Regions from separate parts of the Mus musculus genome. Here regions 2, 3 and 4 are each linked to region 1. The links are chromatin loops, found by intact Hi-C in ENCODE. Cell type or tissue: heart. All regions are shown on one strand.

What was found. A loop is a pair of places that touch in the nucleus more often than their neighbours do. Peaks named below come from ENCODE experiments on the same cell type or tissue, not always from the same donor. Only the 100,000 strongest peaks of a DNase experiment are listed, where the experiment ranks them.
Region 2: it touches region 1 in a loop (2.5-fold over the local background); 9 of 42 quality-filtered maps call a loop at or near these places.
Region 3: a loop joins it to region 1, with 7 times the contacts of the local background. A loop is called at or near these places in 27 of 42 quality-filtered maps.
Region 4: it touches region 1 in a loop (7-fold over the local background); 34 of 42 quality-filtered maps call a loop at or near these places.

Annotation. Positions count from the first base shown.
Region 1 is chr1:162,662,934-162,667,933 of GRCm38, forward strand. It overlaps a transcript of Myocos not described here. Among named protein-coding and RNA genes, the nearest start is that of Myocos, 7.2 kb to the left of the region's middle. In heart, a CTCF peak has its summit at 2,368 (motif pointing left); a DNase peak (open chromatin) is centred at 2,378; H3K4me3 peaks cover 1,131 bases; H3K27ac peaks cover 712 bases.
Region 2 is chr1:162,567,721-162,572,720 of GRCm38, forward strand. Vamp4 (vesicle-associated membrane protein 4) reads left to right here and starts at 2,795. Exons shown (of 8, transcript NM_001356527.1): 1 at 2,795-3,060. In heart, CTCF peaks have their summits at 2,832 (motif pointing left) and 3,034; a DNase peak (open chromatin) is centred at 2,871; H3K4me3 peaks cover 2,615 bases; H3K27ac peaks cover 1,787 bases.
Region 3 is chr1:162,547,133-162,552,132 of GRCm38, forward strand. It overlaps Eef1aknmt (EEF1A lysine and N-terminal methyltransferase), which reads right to left and starts at 1,213. Exons shown (of 8, transcript NM_144877.1): 1 at 972-1,213. The coding sequence starts at 1,124. In heart, a CTCF peak has its summit at 2,898 (motif pointing right); a DNase peak (open chromatin) is centred at 1,439; H3K4me3 peaks cover 2,151 bases; H3K27ac peaks cover 1,254 bases.
Region 4 is chr1:162,355,598-162,360,597 of GRCm38, forward strand. All of the region lies in intron 2 of Dnm3 (dynamin 3), which reads right to left. Among named protein-coding and RNA genes, the nearest start is that of Gm39688, 22 kb to the right of the region's middle. In heart, CTCF peaks have their summits at 2,633 (motif pointing right) and 3,850 (motif pointing right); no DNase peak of the experiment used is centred here.

The DNA.
Region 1 (5,000 bases):
TTGGAAAACATAAAGCCAGTGATAATGTAATAGTACAAGGGGATCATGCTCTAGTTCCTGTAAGCAGCAGAACTCGGCAGCTTCAGCCATGTGGCTCTGGCTCTAGAGTTAAGAATGGAAGGAACTACTGGGACAATTGATGCTGGTTAGCTGGAGCTAAGGAATTAGCAGTGATTATGAAGAGGCCAGCATCACCGAGGTAAAATCTTCTGGGAATTGTTTTCTGGGAGCACAAAGAAGCTGTGTTCCAGAGATAGCCAAGGTTGTACCTCGTGGTGCAGCTGGACTTGGTAATGTGTACGAATCACCCAGGTGGTACTGGTTTTGAAGGCATGAAGGTGTCATGAAGAACAGCTGAGGCTTGGCACTTTGAGAGGTCATGGAAGGCCACTGGTGAAGGTATAGCCTCAGCTGTAGTTGATGGCCCAGGACTGAAGGGGTCATGCAAAGGATTTGAGGCTTGTCACCATAAAGAGAGCCTATGAGAGGCTATTGGTGAAGCCTAGTTTGAGTGGAACACCCCAGTGTATTGGAGATGTCAGTACCCATATATATATATGACTACACTGTAGCTGTCCTCAGACACTCCATAAGAGGGCATCAGATCTCATTACAGGTGGTTGTGAGTCATTCTGTGGTTCCTGGGAATTGAACTCAGGGCCTCTGGAAGAGCAGTCAGTGCTCTTAACCATTGGATCATCTCTCCAGCCACACTATCTATCTATCCATCCTTCCTTCCTTCCTTCCTTCCTCCTCCTCCTCCTCCTCCTCCTCCTCCTCTTCTTCTTGTTCTTGTTCTTCTTGTTCTTCTTGTTCTTGTTCTTCTTGTTCTTGTTCTTCTTGTTCTTCTTCTTGTTCTTCTTCTTCTTGTTCTTCTTGTTCTTCTTCTTCTTCCTCTTGTTCTTCTTCTTGTTCTTCTTCTTCTTGTTCTTCTTGTTCTTGTTCTTCTTGTTCTTCTTCTTGTTCTTCTTCTTGTTCTTGTTCTTCTTGTTCTTCTTGTTCTTGTTCTTGTTCTTGTTCTTGTTCTTCTTCTTCTTCTTCTTCTTCTTCTTCTTCTCCTCCTCCTCCTCCTCCTCCTCCTCCTCCTCCTCCTCCTCTCTCTCCCTCTCTCCCCTCCTTCCCTTCCTCCTCCTTGTTGGTCTGGTTATCCCCTCCAATTTTCTTTGTGTATTTTTCTTACGGAGTAGCCTGCTCTACTCTTGAGGGGTAAACCTCCCGCAGCAGAATAGAGGAATCAACTGGCTTCAAAAGCAACAACGTCAAAGTGTACATGACATGGAAGCACACATGGACAACATAAAGGAGCCTGGCAGGGAGAGGGGAAAGAAATGAAGCAAACATGTGAGAAGAGACAGAACAGAAAGCTCTGAAGGAGAGGAAAAAGCTCAAGACATCAAAAAAGAATGTAAAATCCCCAATAATGAGAGAAGTCCATAACCCCAATTACATGAATGTAAGAAGGGGGGAAAAACCCACAAAGTTTTAAAAGCCTAGAGTGGGGCAAGACTGTAATAGTACTAAAAGCATAAAGGGAAAGTGTGAAAACAGAAGGCCAAAAAGCCCCCCCCCCAAACAACAACAACTAAACGTTTGCCTACTAACGAGTAGACAAATGTATAAAGATGAATAGAAAGAAAACATAAGAGTCTTTAAAATATTATGGTGGCGGTGGCGGCGATGATGATGATGATAACAGGGTGCTTAAGAGACGGTTCACACCAGGTTGGTAGTGCACACTTTTAATCCCTGCTCTGAGGAGGTAGAGGCAGGTGGATCTTTGAGTTGGAAGCCACACAAGTCTACTTAGCAAGTTCCAGGACAGCTAGGGCTACACAGAGAAATCCTTCCTCAAACACACACACACACACACACACACACACACACACACACACACACACACACACACAGAGAGAGAGAGAGAGAGAGAGAGAGAGACAGACAGACACAGACAGAGACAGACAGACAGAGAGACAGAGACAGAGAGAGGGGTGTTCAGTGATTAAAGCTCTTGCTGCTTTTGCCAGGGGATCAATGTTTGGTTCCCAGAACCCATAAAGCCGCACACTGCTTGTAACTCCAGTTCCAGGATCTCTTGGGGCACCAGGCGGACACAATATTCACATACATACATGCAGGCAAGCTTGTATGCACATGAAATAAAAATAAATCTTAAACTCAAGGGACAAAAAGAATAACAGATGAAACGTCGGGATTACTTCTGTATTCAAGGTGATGGTGGTGGGGCGGGGAAGAGGGTCAGTTGAATTTGGTATTCATGCTGTCGTTCGCCTATATTGGGTAAACACATAATCAACAGAGGCCTCGACAGGCTTCGCCCTTAGTAGCTTCCCTTCTTTATGTACTACTGACCTCTGCTGGTCACACAGCTTTGCAGCGTATGGTCTGGGCTGGGCCTCCCTTTCCTCCTGTAGATTTCCTCTGTAGGGCACAAGCAGTAGCTAACATTTCACCTGGGGGTTTGGGAGAGGGAGAGGGAGAGGGAGAGGGAGGAGAGGGGGAGGGGAGGGGGAGGGGGAGGGTGAGGGGGAGGGTGAGAAACAATTACAGTACCAAAATATGGATGGACACACTTTTCTTTGTAGTTTCAAAACCCACCAAGCACGAATTAACCCTTCTAGAGGGATGTGCCTAAGGATGTCACATGACCCGCTTCGGAGTTCTCTGGCGCCAGTTGCTGATCCACGGGCTAACGTCAGGCTCTGGATGATCAGTCTGCAGTTTTCTCAGTGGATGAGGTCTTATCCCAGGCACTGAGGGTGGGACCTAGACATTGCGCTTGCAGAAATGGATTAACTTCCTATGACTTCTACTTCCCCACTTTGTCATTGCCCAGCACCCCTCACCCCCAGCTGTTTCCCGAGCTGTCTCACGCAGACTGTTCTCTGGTCTCAAGTCCTTAGGATAGCTCAATTCGAAGCAATAGGCTGTCTTTCAAGCTGACCCCTGGCCACAGCCTTTGGAGCAAGAACTTTCCACTGTTGATTATTCTGCCAGTCAGAGCACTCTGCAACTGTGTTTGAGGAGGATTTAGAGCTATGGCCTCTCTGGTGAACTGCACAAGGCTGAGCGGCTTACCCTTTAAATGAGATTTCTGTTCCCTTCCTGCATTCTGGGAGCCTGCTGGCTGGGGCTGTGTTCTGTTCACTTTCTTCTCTCTGGTACATCTCTCTCATGTTTCTCTCAAGTTTTCAACAACAGCAGCTTCTCCTCCTCCTCCTCCTCCTCCTCCTTTCTTCTCCTTCTTCCTTGCTGTGGGTTTCTGAAGCTCTTTTAAATAGTCTCCTTTCCTCCCCTCTTATCCTGATGTCTTTTATGTTTATTTCTTAATTGTATTGATGACTTTTATTTATTTAGTTAAGAGTTTACTAATATTGTTCACCATTTCAAAGATCAACTCTTGGTTAAAACATTTTTATTATTTTTTTGAGAATTTCATACACATGTACATTTTTTAAAAATCCTATTCATCTCTACTACTCCCCCCATCTCCTCCCAGACCCAACCCACCTCCCAACTTCATGTTTTCCTGTTAAAGTCATGGAGTCCATCCAGACTGTGCTTGCCCCCATCCTCGCTGGCAAGTTCGTCTATGTGGGTGCTGCCAGTAGTAAACCCAGCTTCAGGATTCCAGAACACACTGAAGACAGGAGCTCTTCAGAACTCCTCCAGGACTCCAAAGCCAGATTGGGATGGCTGAGATGTCCTGCCTGTAGGCTGAACACCTATGAAATTCTTAGCCTTTGCATGGTGACACACCCTGTGAGCCAGTCTAATAAATCCCACATACATGAATATATATTTACTTATTCATTTTCTTAGTTCTGTTCATTTAAAGAACCCTGACTAAAATACTGGCTTTACCAATTTGTTGTTTGATTATTTTCTAATTCTTATGGCTATTCTTCTCATGAGATCTTTCCTTTCTGAGCGCGAATTCCTCCTCTGTGCATAGGTTTCCAGCAAGTGCCTCTCCTGTATGCTGTTTTAGTGTCAAGGGCTGCTTTAATTTGTCTTTCTCTTGGAATTTCCTTATTTTCTAAAGACTCCAAGATACCTTTGTTGAATAAGTTTGTCAGCTATTTATTCTTAGAGCTTAAAATCAATTATTCTACATGTCCTTGACTTTTAGGGTTTCCACTCATGTAATTCTAGTGAATTTGCCTTTTTAGCTTATTGCTTCTCTTTGCAGCATTCTATTATCAGAGCTACAACAGAATTTTAATTGTGTGACAAGGAGAGTCTATTTCTTTAGTCTATTTTTAAAAGATTTTATTTATTTTTTTATTTTATATATGAGGCTCTATCTGCATATATGCCTGCATGCCAGAAGATCCCATTACAGATGGTTGTGAGCCACCATGTGGTTGCTGGGAACTCAGGACCTCTCAAAGAGCAGACAGTACTCTTAAACACTGAGACATCTCTCCAGCCCCCTAGTCTATATATACTTTTAAATGTAAGAGTGCTCTATCTGCATGTATATCTACATGTCAGAAGAAGGCATCTTATCCCTTTATAGATGTTTGTAAGCCGCCATGTGGTTGCTGGGAATTGAACTCAGGATCTCTGGAAGAGTAGCCAGTGTTAACTGTTGAGCCATCTCATTGGTCCCTATTTGGGGTTTTAATGCCTCTTAGTATTCATCTTTTCCTAGATTTGAGGGATTTTCTGCTACTATTTCGCTGAATACGTTTTTCTTCTATACCAAAGACTCAGGCTTGATCTCTCTCAGTCATGGTCTTGAAAGTTGCAGTTATAATTTTCCTTTATTGCTAGCACAATGACACTTTACCCGTGTCCTTCTCCTACTTGATCCATTGAGGGTTTTTGTTTTAGAGACAGGGTTTCTCTGTGTATACCTCTGGCTGTCCTAGAACTAACTTTGTAGAACAGGCCAGCCTTAGACTTTTGATCCATTTGCCTCTGCCTCAGAAATGCTGGGATTAAAGGCATACACTACCCCAGCCAGGAGATCCACT
Region 2 (5,000 bases), 95 kb before region 1:
CAGAGTCACAGACAGCCGCCACTCCATTTGTTAGGAGACCAACGTGAAGACTAGGCTGCACCTCTGTGCTGCAAATGTCTAACAGTCCGAGATCCAGCCCCCGTATGCTCTCTGGCTGGTGGTTAGTTGACTCATGTCTAACAGTCCGAGATCCAGCCCCCGTATGCTCTTTGGCTGGTGGTTAGTTGACTCTGTAGGTACTGTGTCCTTGACTGTTCTGGCTGTCTGCTGTTTCTAAGGCAGCCACTAGAAATACTAAGGGTCCAGGCCGGTTATGGTTGCACCTGCCTTTAATCCCAGTATTTAAGAGAGAGAGGCAGATGGATCTCTGTGAGTCTGAGGCCAGCCTGATCTACATAGTAAGTTCCAGGACAGCCAGGGCTACATAGTAAGACCCTGTGTCAAAGCCCAGCACCTTTAGGATGCTTTCCTTTCTCCTAGAGCAGTGCTTCTCAGCCTTCCTGATGCTGCCACTCTTTTAACACAGTCGTTCATGTTATGGTGACCCCAACCATAACATTATTTCACTGCTACTTCATAACTGTCATTTTGCTGCTATTACAAATCAGGATGTAAATATCTGTAGTTTTCCGAAGGTCTTGGGCAACCCCTGTGAAAGGGTTGCTTGATACCCTTCCCAAAGGAGTTGAGACCCACAGGTTGAGAACCACAGCACTAGGCGAAAGACACTACTTGAGTGGTTAACGTGTGTGCATGCAGAGTCTGGTGGGATTCCGAGTCAATGTAAAGAAGACAGACACAATGAAGGCAGCCATGCCTGCCTCTCATACTACCTTGATTTACCTGTGGGTTCAAGCAAGTAAGGATTCAAATGATCAGTGCTTTTTAATGAAAGTGGTTTCTAAGTTCTTGTTACAGAGATATTTGTAATCATTCATACTTACTGGTAATATGTGACTGTGGTGGTTTGAGTAAGTATTGCCTCAGGAAGCTGACAGCTTTGAATGCTTGGTCATTAGGGAGTGGCACTCACTACTTGGCAGGGATTAGGAAGTGTGCTCTTGTTGGAATAAATGTGGTCTTGTTGGAGGAACTGTGTCACTTGGGGTGGGCTTTGGGGTTTCAAATGTTCAAGCCAGGCCCAGTGTCTCTTTTGCCTGCTGCCTGCAGATCCAGAAATAGAACTCTCAGCTCCTCTCCAGCACCATGTCTGCCTGATGCCGCCATGCTGATAATGGACTAAACCTCAGAACTGTAAGCTAGCCTCAGTGAAATGATTTCTTTTATAAAGGTTGCTGTGGTTACAGTGTCTCTTCACAGCAATAGAACACTAAATAAGACAGATACTCACGCTGACCATAGAAATCACATTTCCTAAGTTTTCACAAATGCTAGTGATAGTCAAAGGGTCTCTCCCACATTACTAAAGAAGAGTGGGGGCATATGTTCCTGGCCCAAAAGCAATCAAAATAAGTAGCCAAATTAAGGCATTATGACTAAATACAAAGAAAAATAACAGATTACTCATAAGAATAATAAGGCATGTATGAATGACATGTCCATTGTAGCTCTACTATCGTATTTCCTTATGCTGTTAACAGACAAGGACATTAACTAGCTAAGGAAACAAGGCAAGGAAGTTCGGCATAGTAAGCAAATATACGGATAAAATCATCAACTGAAGGGGCTGGAGAGACGGCTCAGTGAGAAAAGGCACTTATCCTTCTTGTTAACGACCCAGGTTCAATTCCTAGCACCCACATGGCAGCTTGCAACAGCCTGTAACTCCAGTCCCAGGGGATTTGAAGTCCTCATCTGATCTTTAAGAGCATCAGGCATACACATAGTAGTGTATGCACATATATGCATGCAGCCAAAAACACCCATACACATAATAAATCTTTTAAAAACATTAAATAAATAGAAACAAACAAACAAAAGACCACCTCTGGGCTGTCTAGTGACTCCGTGATAATCTCACTACCATGCCCTGCCAGAGACACAGACTAAGATACCTTCTATCTGGGCAGGCCATTTCAGTCCAAGTCAGCCAAGTTGTGAGGAGAAAACTCTCAACCAGTGAGCCCAACAGCAACCCTAACTAAAGATCGGGTGAAAGAGGGCTTTCTCCTGGAATTTTCCTCCTCCGGTTTGTTTTCTTGTCCCTGAGCATCTTTTCTTATTTTTGTGTCTATCAAATAACTGGCAATATATTTCCCCACAGTTTAAAAACTCTTAACAAAGGACTAATAACCATTAAGCTTAAAAGACTTGGAGGAGGATAAATTAAAAAAAAAAAGAAAAGAAATACACATTTCTACAGTTTTGGACTAAGTCTATCAACGCCAGACTTCTTTAAATAAATATGTCAAGCAGAGACTGTAAAGGAGATGAATTATTGGCAGAATGGCAATGTAAGGGTGGTTTCCCGCCTGAATCCCTATGTTTGGATCCTGCCATTTAGGCTACAAGCAAAAGGAATGAAACTGAGTAACCCTCAGCAATTTTGTAAATGGTATCAGACAGATATTTTATCACATGCGGCCCCTTTTACTCAGGTCCCTCAGACAGCCCGCAAAGTAGCATCTTCTACGGGACCTACATCCTAGTCACCCTTTCAGCTCCAGTTGAAAGACTTCTCAGCGTTCCCTACTCATCCCATGTACAACCCACGTGCTCCTCCATCGGATCTGAACGTCACAACCCCGGGGGATTCTCCCGGGTTCAAGAAAGACGGAAGCGATCGACCCGCTCAGGGTCTCCATTGCCTGAACATGTCCCCTCCGCCAGAAGACAAGACCCGGAGCGCCGAGACGCTCGATCTCCGTTGCCTGAGCCTGCCCCCTTGCGCCCTCTCCAGGACTCGGAGTACCGAGCGGCTCGATCTCCCTCGCCTGAGCCCGCCCCCTCTGCCCAGCGCCAGGCGGCGGAGCGCCGAGTCGCTCGATGAGCGGGGGCGCTGCAGCAGAGCGGAGCGGTGGCGGCTCTGCGCCTTCGGCCTTCCCCCTCCCACCCTTCTTCCTCCGCTTCCCGCTCCCTCCCCCGCCTGCCCTGCGCTGCCAGCAGGGACTGCTGCCGGGAGCCCATCGGAGACCGCAGGTATCCCGCCCCGGCGCGCCTGAGCAGGCAGGAAGCCAGGCGACGCCCCTGCCTACCGCCCCCAACGTCCGCTGGGGCTGGGAACCGGCCTGCGCGAGGGTCGGGTCGCGAGTGGGGAAGGCCGGGGGCCCGGGGTGTCCTGAGGAAGGGGCGCGAGGACTGGGGAGGGGCTGGGGCGGCCGAGGAGCTTTGAGATCGAGTTGCCCTCCAGGGGGAGAGCTGTTCCCGAGGGGGCACCTGTACGGGGAGTCGGGGGCCAGAGTTCCGAGCAGATGTCGGGGTGCGTGGCCTGGGGTGGCGGCGGCGAAGGGAGCCGAGGAATTGGCCAGAGAGGCTCGCCTGAGGTCCTTCCTCGGGGGTTCGGAGAAAGCGCGCATCCCCGCTGTGCTTAGAATGACCCGGGGGTGGAGGTGAATCCTTACACGTAACAGGTTTTGCGAGTAAGATTTCCAGTCACGATTTGCGTGGAACTGTTACCAGCCGAGACTGCAGATGAGAAATGAGGAAGAACTGGCGAGGGGGATGGAGGCTGAGCAAAGGAAAGCCGTGCCCAGCCAGATTCGAGCTTTTTTAGCGAAATGAAATAGAGCTTGTTTTGTCGAGGTAAAAAGCCAGTGTAGATTAAACAACAGGTTAGAAGTGCGTTACATGTAAAGCCACGGAATAGAGAACGTACTACAGAAGATGCATACGAGAGATTTGAGCAAGCGGGGAAGTACACGTAAGAGTCGTGCGATGTTGACACTTCAGTGAACCGTGTGGTGTTCCATCCACGACGTGGAAAGACATCACGATGACTCTTACTACGTAGACACGTTAACGACAAGAATATTTTTGGTAGGAGGAACTGTAGGCAGAATGGAGTCAACTCTGATTTCTGAGTACAGTTTATTTACGCTACTTATTTTTAATCTGTAAATATCATTAGTTGCGGGTAGTTCCAGGGTAGCTCGTTTATCTATCTGCTGATTTGCTGGTGGTTTGTTTATTTGTCTAGCCTGAGTTTGCTTCCTTCCTCAAACTGATAGCTTGGATTTTAGAACTTGAATAAGAGGTTTACTCCTCATTACGTTTTAGTGTCATACCGTGTAAAGACATTTTGTGAATTTGCTTGATCCCTCTCTCCTGTTGGCTAAGATCAGCTTTTGCTGTTAGCTAAGATCAATATCTGTTATCAGCCAGTTGTTTCTTTTGGGCTGTCAAGGATATAAATATATCGTCCAGATACAGTTTAAATCTCATTTTCTCCAGTTCTTGCCTTATCAACTTTTTCCCGGTGCATTCTGTAATATTTCTGCATGAAATTTATTCTGAGATTAAGATGTAAGGAATAAAATGGGCCAGATGATTCTAACGGAAGTAATGTGGAATAAAGACCCCCAGGGCTGTGACTCATGCATGGATGGATAGCAGCTATGTTATAAGTGAAGTTGTTAGTTTAAAAACAACAGGAAGCTGACTTCAATGATATTACTTTGATTCGGGCTTCTCTTAGTGCCTTACCATCAATAAACTGATATCTAAATTATTTAAATATGTTTGTTTGTTTTTTATAGAAGATAGGTTGTTATAAGAAAGGATACCTTTCTAAAACAGAGTTCTAGAACACGATGGCAACTAAATGACTAAATATTAAAACTGATAGTGCATAGCCACTTATTGGTCTGTTTGAGTGGTGTGACATAACACAGTTATCTTAGTAAATTTTCTTAATGCTTACTTGAAAGAAGTGTCAAGAATAAAAGAAAATGCATTATGTAACTCGATGCTAAGAATGCTTCTGTTACTGAAGATGCATACATGGGTTTAGCACGTACTAAGCATCTTAGGCTTTTATAGATTTTTTTAGTCAGTCATCATCTGCTCCAAAATACTGGAAATGTATATTTGCATATAGCCACTCCCCTAGAAAAATTTGATTATGTTGCATACTCAAGTAT
Region 3 (5,000 bases), 120 kb before region 1:
ATGCACAGAAACTCAGGCAGGCAAACACACATCTACATAATAAAATAAGGAAATCTTTGTCTTGAAGTTTGTAGGAAGTTACAAAATCCAAAACACCAGTTGCATCCTCATTTTTGTTTTTGTTTTTTTAAACCGTTAAAAATATAGGCTGAGTGACAGAACTGTTTCTAACTGCTCATACTTCCTATTTCCTCAGACAACAAACTAGTTTGTGAGGATTTGGAGCCTGCTCCCATCCCAGAGTCTATCTCATGCTATTTACTACTTGAAGCCAAACTTAAAAATACGAATTGTTGTTTCTCTTTGTGGCACATTCCTCCATTCATCTTTCAAAAATTCTGTTGTCACCGTCTCTAGAGGGCAAAGCATAGTTCCATGAGAAGTGATATGCCCTGGAGCCAGACAGACCTGCTTTTAAATCTCTATTTGACCACCTACTACATGCATGGCCTCCAACAGTCACTTGAAAAAAATAAGTGCACAACTACCCGCCTGAATTTGTTGAGATAAAAGGCCCGAGCATAGCAGACCTTAAGTCTCCTTCCCTACCGAAGCTCCAACTCGTCCACACCTATTTAACTTGGAATTTAACTTGTGTTTGTGGCTTCCTGCTCCTGTAGCTTGAGGGCTGGGCACAAAGCCTGAAATTTGATGAGCACTCGGCAGTGACTTAATAAACATATACACCAATAAAGTCCCACGACGCTACCTATTCCACACGTGTGCACAGTGACACAACACCCTTTCAGTCTACTGACGAAGCCACTATTCCAAAACGGGTTAAGGATGAAGTTTTAACTGAAAATCTTTACTTTTAAATGGCTATCTTTAAGGTTGCCACTTAGCCAAGATGCTGGGCAGAATCCTAAAATGATAGATCTGAGTGGGGTCCCCACGCCTGCCTGCCTCCTGCCTCCTAAACTTAGGATTGCTATCTTCAGTCCCCACAAGGGACTGGCTGCACGCCATACCTTTTCCTTGGGCTTTATGTATTTGTGCAGCACCTCGCACAGCTCCAGATAGGTCCCATACCACTCGAAAGCTGTCTTCCCTCGCTGCTGGAAGAACTTCTCCCAGTAGTCGGCAGAGCCAAACTCCTTGGAGCTTTTAGGTAGGAGATTCATGTTCCCACCGTGAGCGGCGTCTTCGACACTGCTCCTGGTGACAGATCACCCCGGGAAGCACCGGGAGGCAGCAGCGGCGGGAATCTTAGCCACTACAGGCACCATAGATTTGTTCTGCACGCAAAACCCAACCGAACCGGGCCCTGTGCAGCAGACGCGCGGACGAACCACTGAGCTGGCCACGCGCCGCTGCCGCCCCCCTTGTTTTTCTTCACCCTCGGTCCGCGCCCCACGTGCAGCAGCCACACACTCCCGCAGCTACACTCAGAACCTAGAAACCATATCCGGGTAAGAGGTCTCGTGATTGGGCAGGCGGAGCGGGCGGGACTTCCTGCGGGACTCCGGGCAGAAGAGGCTTGCTTCGTGGAACCGGGCGGGGCTGCGCGCGCAGCCTCTGTGAGCTGCGCTCTATCCCCAGCTGAGAGCGCGAGGGGCAACGGGAGCTGACCTGCGCAGGAGCAGGAGTCTCAGCTAGAAACCCCTTCCTCAGGAAAATGTGAGCTCATCTCCTCTTCCCGGAATCACTTTGCCACCGTTCTTGGTCAATTCAGAGGAAAATGACTGCTTTTTCTACTCCAAAATACAGAGCCCTGCTATTAATACAGTAACAACGGTGAATATCAGGAGACTTAACCGAAGTGCCTCCCTTCCCTGCCTCTCAAAACACAGTAACCATTCATTATGAAGATGCTCATTTTATCATTGGAGTCCTTAAATTGTCATTCTGATGACAGTTGTAAAGACATAGTTTATGTGTCTGATGAACAATACCATCCTTTTAAATGATCGTTTTATGAAAATATCCCAAGGAAGTTCCTAGTGAAGAGCTGTTTTGAAGAGACGATGAAAGAAACAGCTCTCGCGTTAAAGGAATAAGAGATGGAGCCCAGATATGACTGGCCATAGCCCAGGAACACAGATTTAGCTTCCTCAAATACCATGTTCCCATGAGGTAGCAATTGCATGAACTTTTATAGTAACAACACAGAAAGTAGTAAAACGGGACACTTACAAATACATTGGTGAGTATATTGTAAGATGATTGCAACCACAAGAAAACCTAGAGGTCTCTTCATACTTTCCAAAGGTCTTACCTAAGGGTCACAAAAGATGTTGCCAAGTACTAAATAACTACTAAAGGACCGGAAGATGTTCTAGGAAAATTTGGCTCTGGAACTGCATGCAACCTTTCAACGGCTTCACATCATTGACGTTGAAATCAATGAGCCTTTGAGGACACAGCTCCTTTCCAGAGATTCTTTTTCACAGCCTATACACACAGTGCTAGCACAGACACGGAACAGTTAGAGTAGACATAAGTTTTAAAGTCATCTTCAAACATTACAGAATCGTCTATTGGACTTGTTTTTATTTTTAAAAAGTTTCATATGATATAATCTGGTAGTGGTTTCTTCTTTCCCGACTTGTCTCAGCTCTTCCCCACCTCCTCAACTCCGTGACCTTTCTCTCTAAATAAAACACACAGTATTTTTTTAAGACTTATTTATTTATGCCAGGTGTGGTGCCATGCCTTTAATACCAGCACTTGGGAAACAGAAGCAGGTGGATCTCTTAAGTTCGAGGTCAGTCTGGTCTACAAAGCGAGTCCAGGACAGCCAGGGCTTATTACACAGAAAAACCATGTGTCAAAAAACAAAAAACAAAACAAACAAACAAACAAAAAAAAAAAACAAAAAACCTACCACTACAACTAATAATAATAAACAATAAAATATTAGTGTTTTGCCTGCATGTATGCCTACATGCCAGAAGAGGGCACCAGATCTCATTATAAATGGTTATGAGCCACCATGTGGTTGTTGGCAATTGAACACTTAGAACCTCTGGAAGAGCACCCAGTGCTTTTAACCTCTGAGCCATCTCTCCAGCCCAAAACACACAGAATTAAAAAAATAAATAAATGAATGAAGAAAAAAAACAGAAAAACTACCCATCAAAACACAAGATTAGGGCTGGAGAGATGGCTGAGCGGTTAAGAACATTCACTGCTCTTCCAGAGGTCCTGAGTTCAATTCCCAGCAACCACGTGGTGGCTCACAACCATCTCTAATGGGATCCGATGCCCTCTTCTGGTGTATCTGAAGACAGCGACAGTGTACTCATATACATACAATCAATAAATAAATTCTTTAAAAAAATTACTTCTACCAAAAAAAAAAAAAAAAACCCACAAGATTAAAAACCATAATATACAGGCAAAAGACCAGTAAGGCTAACATGTCCAAACTAAGCAATATGAGACTAAAAAGTCTACAAAAATACCCTTGAGTCTGTTTTGTGTTAGCCATCTATTGCTGGGCATGGGGCCTAACCTTAAGTGTGAAATGAAATTTAACTTTTCATTTGCAAGCTGCTATCAAATACAAGTAACTTCTTGTTAGGTACTAATGCCAGTGCCCACTTCCCCATTCAGGGTTGGCTCCCCTGTGGCTTGGACCTGTGCAGGCTCTGTGCATGCTGCCACCATCTCTGGGAGGTCACTCACATGTGCATCAGTTGTATTATGTCTGGAAGACACTGGTTCCTTAGAATCATCCATCTAAGAGGGGTCTGCCCTTAGATTCTGTCTGTCTTCTCTTCTGCCTAGCTCCCTGACCACAGAGGGGAAGGGTTTGATGAAGGCATCCTATTTAGGACTCAGTGTCTGTGTTAGTTAGGATTTTCTATGAAGAGACACCATGACTACAGCAACTCTTATAAAGAGAAATATTTAATTGGGGCTGGCTTACAGTTTACAGGTTTCATCCTTTATCATCATGGCAGGAAACATGGAAATATACAGGCAGACATGGTGCTGGAGATGTAACAGAGAGTTCTACATCTTGATCTGAAGGCAACAAAAGGAGACTGTGTGTCATACTGGGCATAGCTAGGGTATATGAGACCTCAAAGCCCACCCACAAAGTGGCACACTTCCTCCAACAAGGCCTCATCTACTCCAACAAAGACTCACCTCCTAATAGTGCACTCCCCTTGGATCAAGAATTGCTCCAAGTGCACACATGTCTAGGAGAGCCATTCCTGTTCGAACTACCTCAGTGTCCAAAATCTCTGTCTCTGCACATTGTCTAGTTGTGGATCTCAGTAGATTGATGATGTCTTAGTTAGGTTTTTACTGCTGTGAACAGATACCTTGACCAATGCAAGTCTTATAAAGAACAACATTTAATTGGGGCTCGTTTACAGGTTCAGAGATTCAGTCCAGTATCATCAAGGTGAGGACATGGCAGCATCTAGGCAGGCATGGTGCAGGCAGAGCTGAGAGTTCTACATCTTCATCTGAAGGCTGCTAGCAGAATACTGGCTTCCAAGCAGCTCGGATGAGGATCTTAAATCCCACACCCACAGAGACATACCTACTCCAACAGGGTCACACCTAATAGTGCCAATCACTGTATCAAAGATATACAAACCATCACAGATGAATTGCCCCACCCTCAACCCCTAGCAAAGTTTTATTTTAAATGAGTATACTGTCACTGTCTTCAAACTCACCGGAAGAAGGCATTGGATCCCCTTATAGATGGTTGTGAGCCACAATATGCTTGCTGGGAATTGAACTTAGGACCTCTGGAAGAGCAGTCAGTGCTCTTAACCACTGAGCCATCTCTCCAGCCCCCACTCCCCACCACCACCACCAAAGTTTTGATGTTTTAGTTCAGTGGTGAGACCCAGAGGTCTGTTTCTAACAAGTTGCCACGTGAGGCTTTACGGATGTTACCTCTGAGCTACTGTCAGATCCTTGAAGGCTTGCCCCTTGTAAACCACTACTTTAAAATGTAATTGAGTCATGAGTGAAAATGGATATGGTGTGAGACAGGATAGAAAGGCAGGACAAATTAAGGGGACACTAGA
Region 4 (5,000 bases), 310 kb before region 1:
AAAATCAAATTACCAATGTTATTCCTCAGCTATCAAAACAACTCAGCAGTTACTAAGAATAATGATGCCCTAAAAAATGGCAAATTTGCTAATTTTTGCGTAACAGTGAAGTCCTATAAGAAGTCCCTGCACCATCAAGCCTAACAAATGGTTAGACGTAATTGTGGCTGCCTAAATGATAGACCAAACAAAACATGGCACCCTGCTATTTAAAACCTTAGATCTGGAGTGCACGCAAGACCTCCCCACTAACACTGTACTACTGACATCTCCTCTTTCAACATCACCATCCCCTTAGGATGAAGGCTGTTACACAAACACAACTTCAGGAGCAAGGTGACTTAGAAACAGTATTTGCTCAACTCTTTTAAAATGTAGTATATTAGATTTAGCAACATACTATTCAAAATACCATATCAGTTTGCATATATAGAAGTTTTCTCAGGAAAAAATAGACAAAGTATTATATCAAAAATATTTGCCTACAGTTGTTTGATTGGTTGTTTGGCTTTTTTTGTTTGTTTTGGGTTTTTTTTGTTTTTGTTTTGTTTTAATTTATTTTCATTTCATCTTTTTTGAAACAATGTCTGGCTATATAGTCCAAGCTGGTCAAAATTTTTTTATGTATCCCCAGATGGTCTCAAACTCCTGCCTCAGCCTCCTAAACACTGGAATTACAAGGTCTGCCAACACTTTCCAGCTGCTATACCGTCAGTTTTGATGCCCACTTCTGAAGATATCTGTGAAAACAAAACTTTACAAGAGCTGTAACACTAAACAAATCTTGGAAGATATTTTCATTGCTCCAAGCTGAAGAAATGTTCCACCAAACATATAATAAGGCTGAGCATCTTGAGCCCAGTGGATACTTAAGCTAAGGATAGACATCTTCTCTACATTTTTTGCCAGAGACATTGAAGATCCATCTACTAAAACTGGCCAAAACCAATGGGGATGTCGTTTTAGAATGTGGTCCCTCTTTATCAAGCACCTTAGCATTGCCTTGAGAAACCACTGAGAATGTAAAGCTAACACAGGCTTTGTGGAGGAGGTATGAGTCTGCACTTAAAATGCTAGGACATGCAGAGATAGAGACGTGGGAAAGGACAGGAAGTGGAGCGGGAACAACTGAAGTGTGGGAAGAAATTCGTGCTGTATATGAAGAAAGAAGAAATCAGAGTCTTCATTACATCAACAGATCCCTGGCAGAGGCTTCTGTCTGGAACCATTCTCTGAGGGTGAACGAAAGATTTAACCTCTTATTTGAGGGCTTAAAAATCAGTTTTAATTGGAAAATAATTCTTTATGCTTACATAACGTCAGTTTCCTTCTCTCATTCCATTGTTTCAACCATTGCCTTCTAGTGCTGAATGACAAAAGTCTGGCAAGTGGGGAAGACCAGGGACTAATCTGAATGTCTTCTCAGAAGTCACCTCCTTCTTGGGGCTCTCATCACCTGCCCTTGCTTATCTGACCACTGTTCCCATCTTCTAACAGCAGACAGACAGTTCCCATCTCCTCCCCAGCAAGGGGAGTGAAACAAGGACTCCTGAAGGAGACTAAGGAGTTCTGCTTCAAGCCACCAATATTTTGAATGACCTTGCTTCCCAAATGCTAGCGTGACAATCACAACCTAGCAGAATTGCTGTCTTTCCTGTCAAGATGTGTCGACAAAATTTCTGTCCTCTTTAGGTTCTCCATATGACAATCAGTCTCTGTTCTCTGCAAAATACCAAACTAGCTCAGGCTGTGCATCGTCTAGATGTTGGTGAACACCCAGTAACGGTTTATAGAGCTTTGGCATCTGTCCTGAAGAGATCACTTTGTTTTCCCTACAGCACCACAAGATGGGGCCTTCATATCATTATCCTTTCACTTGCAGGAATGTGAGCATTTGAAGGTAAGTATAAGGCCCACGAACAGGAAGAAAAAGAAAAAAATCAGATTTCAAATAAATAAATAATATTAATATGAGAAATGGTTCATATCTAGTTCAGTGATGTATGGGTGTTGACCATGGGCAAGGCCCTGAGTTTGATCCCCCAAACACAGTGGAGAAGTAGAAAGTAATCTAAAAATAAAATAAAATAAAACTCTCTATATTCCAGTCTGGTATAATCCTTGGAAAACGCACACCTGAGCACCTGCCACTGTGCTGTTACTATCAGAAGCTCCTAGGGTCTCTCTTGTGGCCACATCTTCCTTCACCTGTTAGTAAATCTGAGTAGAATAACTGGTCAAACTGCAGAGAATAAATGACTGTTGACTGCTTGGCCCTGTGTCATACCCTCTAAGACCGAGGGTGCATCATGGAAAAGGGGAGGGAAGTCCATAAGACCTGGGGGGGGGTCTATAAAACACTGTCTTCTGGATATGCTGTGGTTGATGGAGTCGTGAAGCGTAGCAGCTGGGGTGGTTGTACAGGACCTTCATGTGATAATATGTCACGAAAGTACAAGAGACTGGTTGAGAAGAGTAATGTCTTTAGGCGTATGAGGGGGGATAAAAGAGAGCCAGAAGGATTGAATATGTTTATAATATATTACACAATTGTGTCAAATTGTCAGTTAAATTAATAAAAACTTACCACTGACAATTTGTGTAGCACAAAGCGGGTCTCCTTGGTCACCACTAGATGGCACCTACTCGCTCTTTCTGCAGGAACCCAGCCAGCGTCCTTCCAGAAGGTTAGAAAATCACTGAGGTTGCCAATTTCGATTTAAATTCACTTCTGGACTCCAGAAAATACCTTTATCCTAGAACTTGGAGAGTTTCTGCGTGCAGGATTATCAGAAACCTTTGTGTCCCACAAATGGATTCTGCGATGTCTTTATTTATACTTAGTTAATTGAAGAATCCTCTTTAAAATCTACTTGCAGAAACTGAGGCTTAACAGAGGGGGAAGAAAACCACTGCTCGCAAGGTCACTATGTAATGAAGCTACGTGGTAGCAATGTGTACCTGTGTACCTGCCAGTTGGCAAGAGTGGCAGAGACAATGAAAGACAGGGGGGTTGGAAAGACATGGGGGGCTGGGAAGACAGGGGGGCTGGATATTGTGGGGAATTCTGGAGCAATATTTTGAGGCTTCTTTGATATGATAAAGTGGCATTTGAGCAACAATTGAAGAACAGGAGGGAGCAAGCTATCTCTGTGTGTAAGAGCATTTAGACAGAGTGATTGCAGTCACGGCATGCTGAGCTTGCTAGAGAGGAGAATGAAGGCAGCTGTGGTTGGAGGTAGGAGCAGGCTCGGATGATGGAGAGCCATTCATTCTAGGGGACTTTGTGCTTACCCTGAGTGATAATGTAGACTACAGAGGGACAGGGGCTAGGGAGAAAATATGAAGACATTGAAATGAGTGGCACTGGATGCTGGATTAAGGGGGACACAATGGGGAGCTAGAGGAAGCAGACACTATAATAATCCAAGTAATAGCAGAAGGGGCTTGGAGCAACTCTTGGACACCAAAGAGTTGAGAAATGGTTGAATTCTAACATACTCTGAAGGGAAGAGAAGATGATCTACTGATGGGTTCCCGTTGGGCTGCAGGAGAAGAGGGTGCTAACAGTGGCTTCACAGGAATCCACCTCAGCAATCAGAAGAATTCTGAAGTAGAAGAAACTGGAAGGAAGGGCCTGGGACAGGATGGGGAAGGAGGCAGAAATGAGGAGTCCAAGGTGGGAACTCACTGAGCTGCATGTGAGCATGCACATGCATGCGCGCGCGCACACACACACACACACACACACACACAGGGCATCTACTCCCGATGAGGGTTGTACCAATGCAGTTGGTTCAGTTTAATCCAGTGTGTGTGGATGCTGCAGACTCCCCCAGAAGATGGCAGCCAAGAGCTTGCAGCCAAAACAACAAGGTAGCTTTTTCTAATTAGCACAGAAATGCCTCTGGGGCTACATTCCTAGAGTCTGTCATGCAGGGAGAAGTCTGAGCTAGATAAACATATATATTTGGAACTCGTTATATTCAGAAAGGCTCAGGGCACTGGGCCCCGGTGTGGTAATCGGAAACAGAGGTGGAGGGCTGAGAGAAAACTCAAGAGAGGTGAGCTGAAGTCCAATAGAAAGGTGAAGACCTTCCAGGTCCTTCAGGACATTAGTAAGAAGCCACAGTGGAAGTGTGGGAGAAAGGATAACTCATTTGGGATTATAGGAAAGCAAAAAGCCAGGAAGTAGAGACCGATGATCAGCAACGCTGTTAAGGAGTTTTGTTGTGAAAGCAAGAGAACTGTGGCCTGAGTCTGGGACAGAATGTGAAGTCAAGAGAGCGCCCTGGGATACATGCAAACAAACAGCGTGTTCACAGGTGAACACTGACAGCTTCTGTCGAGTGTTACAGGAGAAGTGACAACGTAAGAGCAAGAAGCAGGAGATGCTGAAGCTGTGTCTCAGGGAAGAGGCAGTGAGAGGCCAGAAAGAACAAGACAACCCCAGCAGCCCATCCATAAAGTGGAAGGAAACAGCAGGTTGGAGTGAGGCTGATGGGGGGGGGGTGACATCCACCCTTGAGGGTGAGAACTTGTCATGCATGTCTCAAGTCAGTGACTGAAAACATTTCTGGAGCCAGCTAGATGGCTCAGTGATGCTAAGGCTGATGACCTGAGTTTGATCCTGGAACCCTTACAGTAGAAGAGGGCCTATATCCTCAAATTATCTTCTCTCTCTCTCTCTCTCTCTCTCTCTCTCTGTGTGTGTGTGTGTGTGTGTGTGTATATGTGTGTGTCTCTCTCTCTCTCTCTCACACACACACACACACACGAACACACAAAAAATACAAACACACAGGAACACACAAAAATGCAAACATACAAGAACACACTATGAAATAAATGTAAAATAAATGTTTGGTTTGGTTTGGTTTATGGGCTGGAGAGATGGCTGAGTAGTTAAGAACACTTACTGCTTGTGCAGAGGACCTGGGTTCAGTTCCAGGCGCACACATGGTAACTCATGTATCAGTAACTAGAGTTCCTGGGGATCA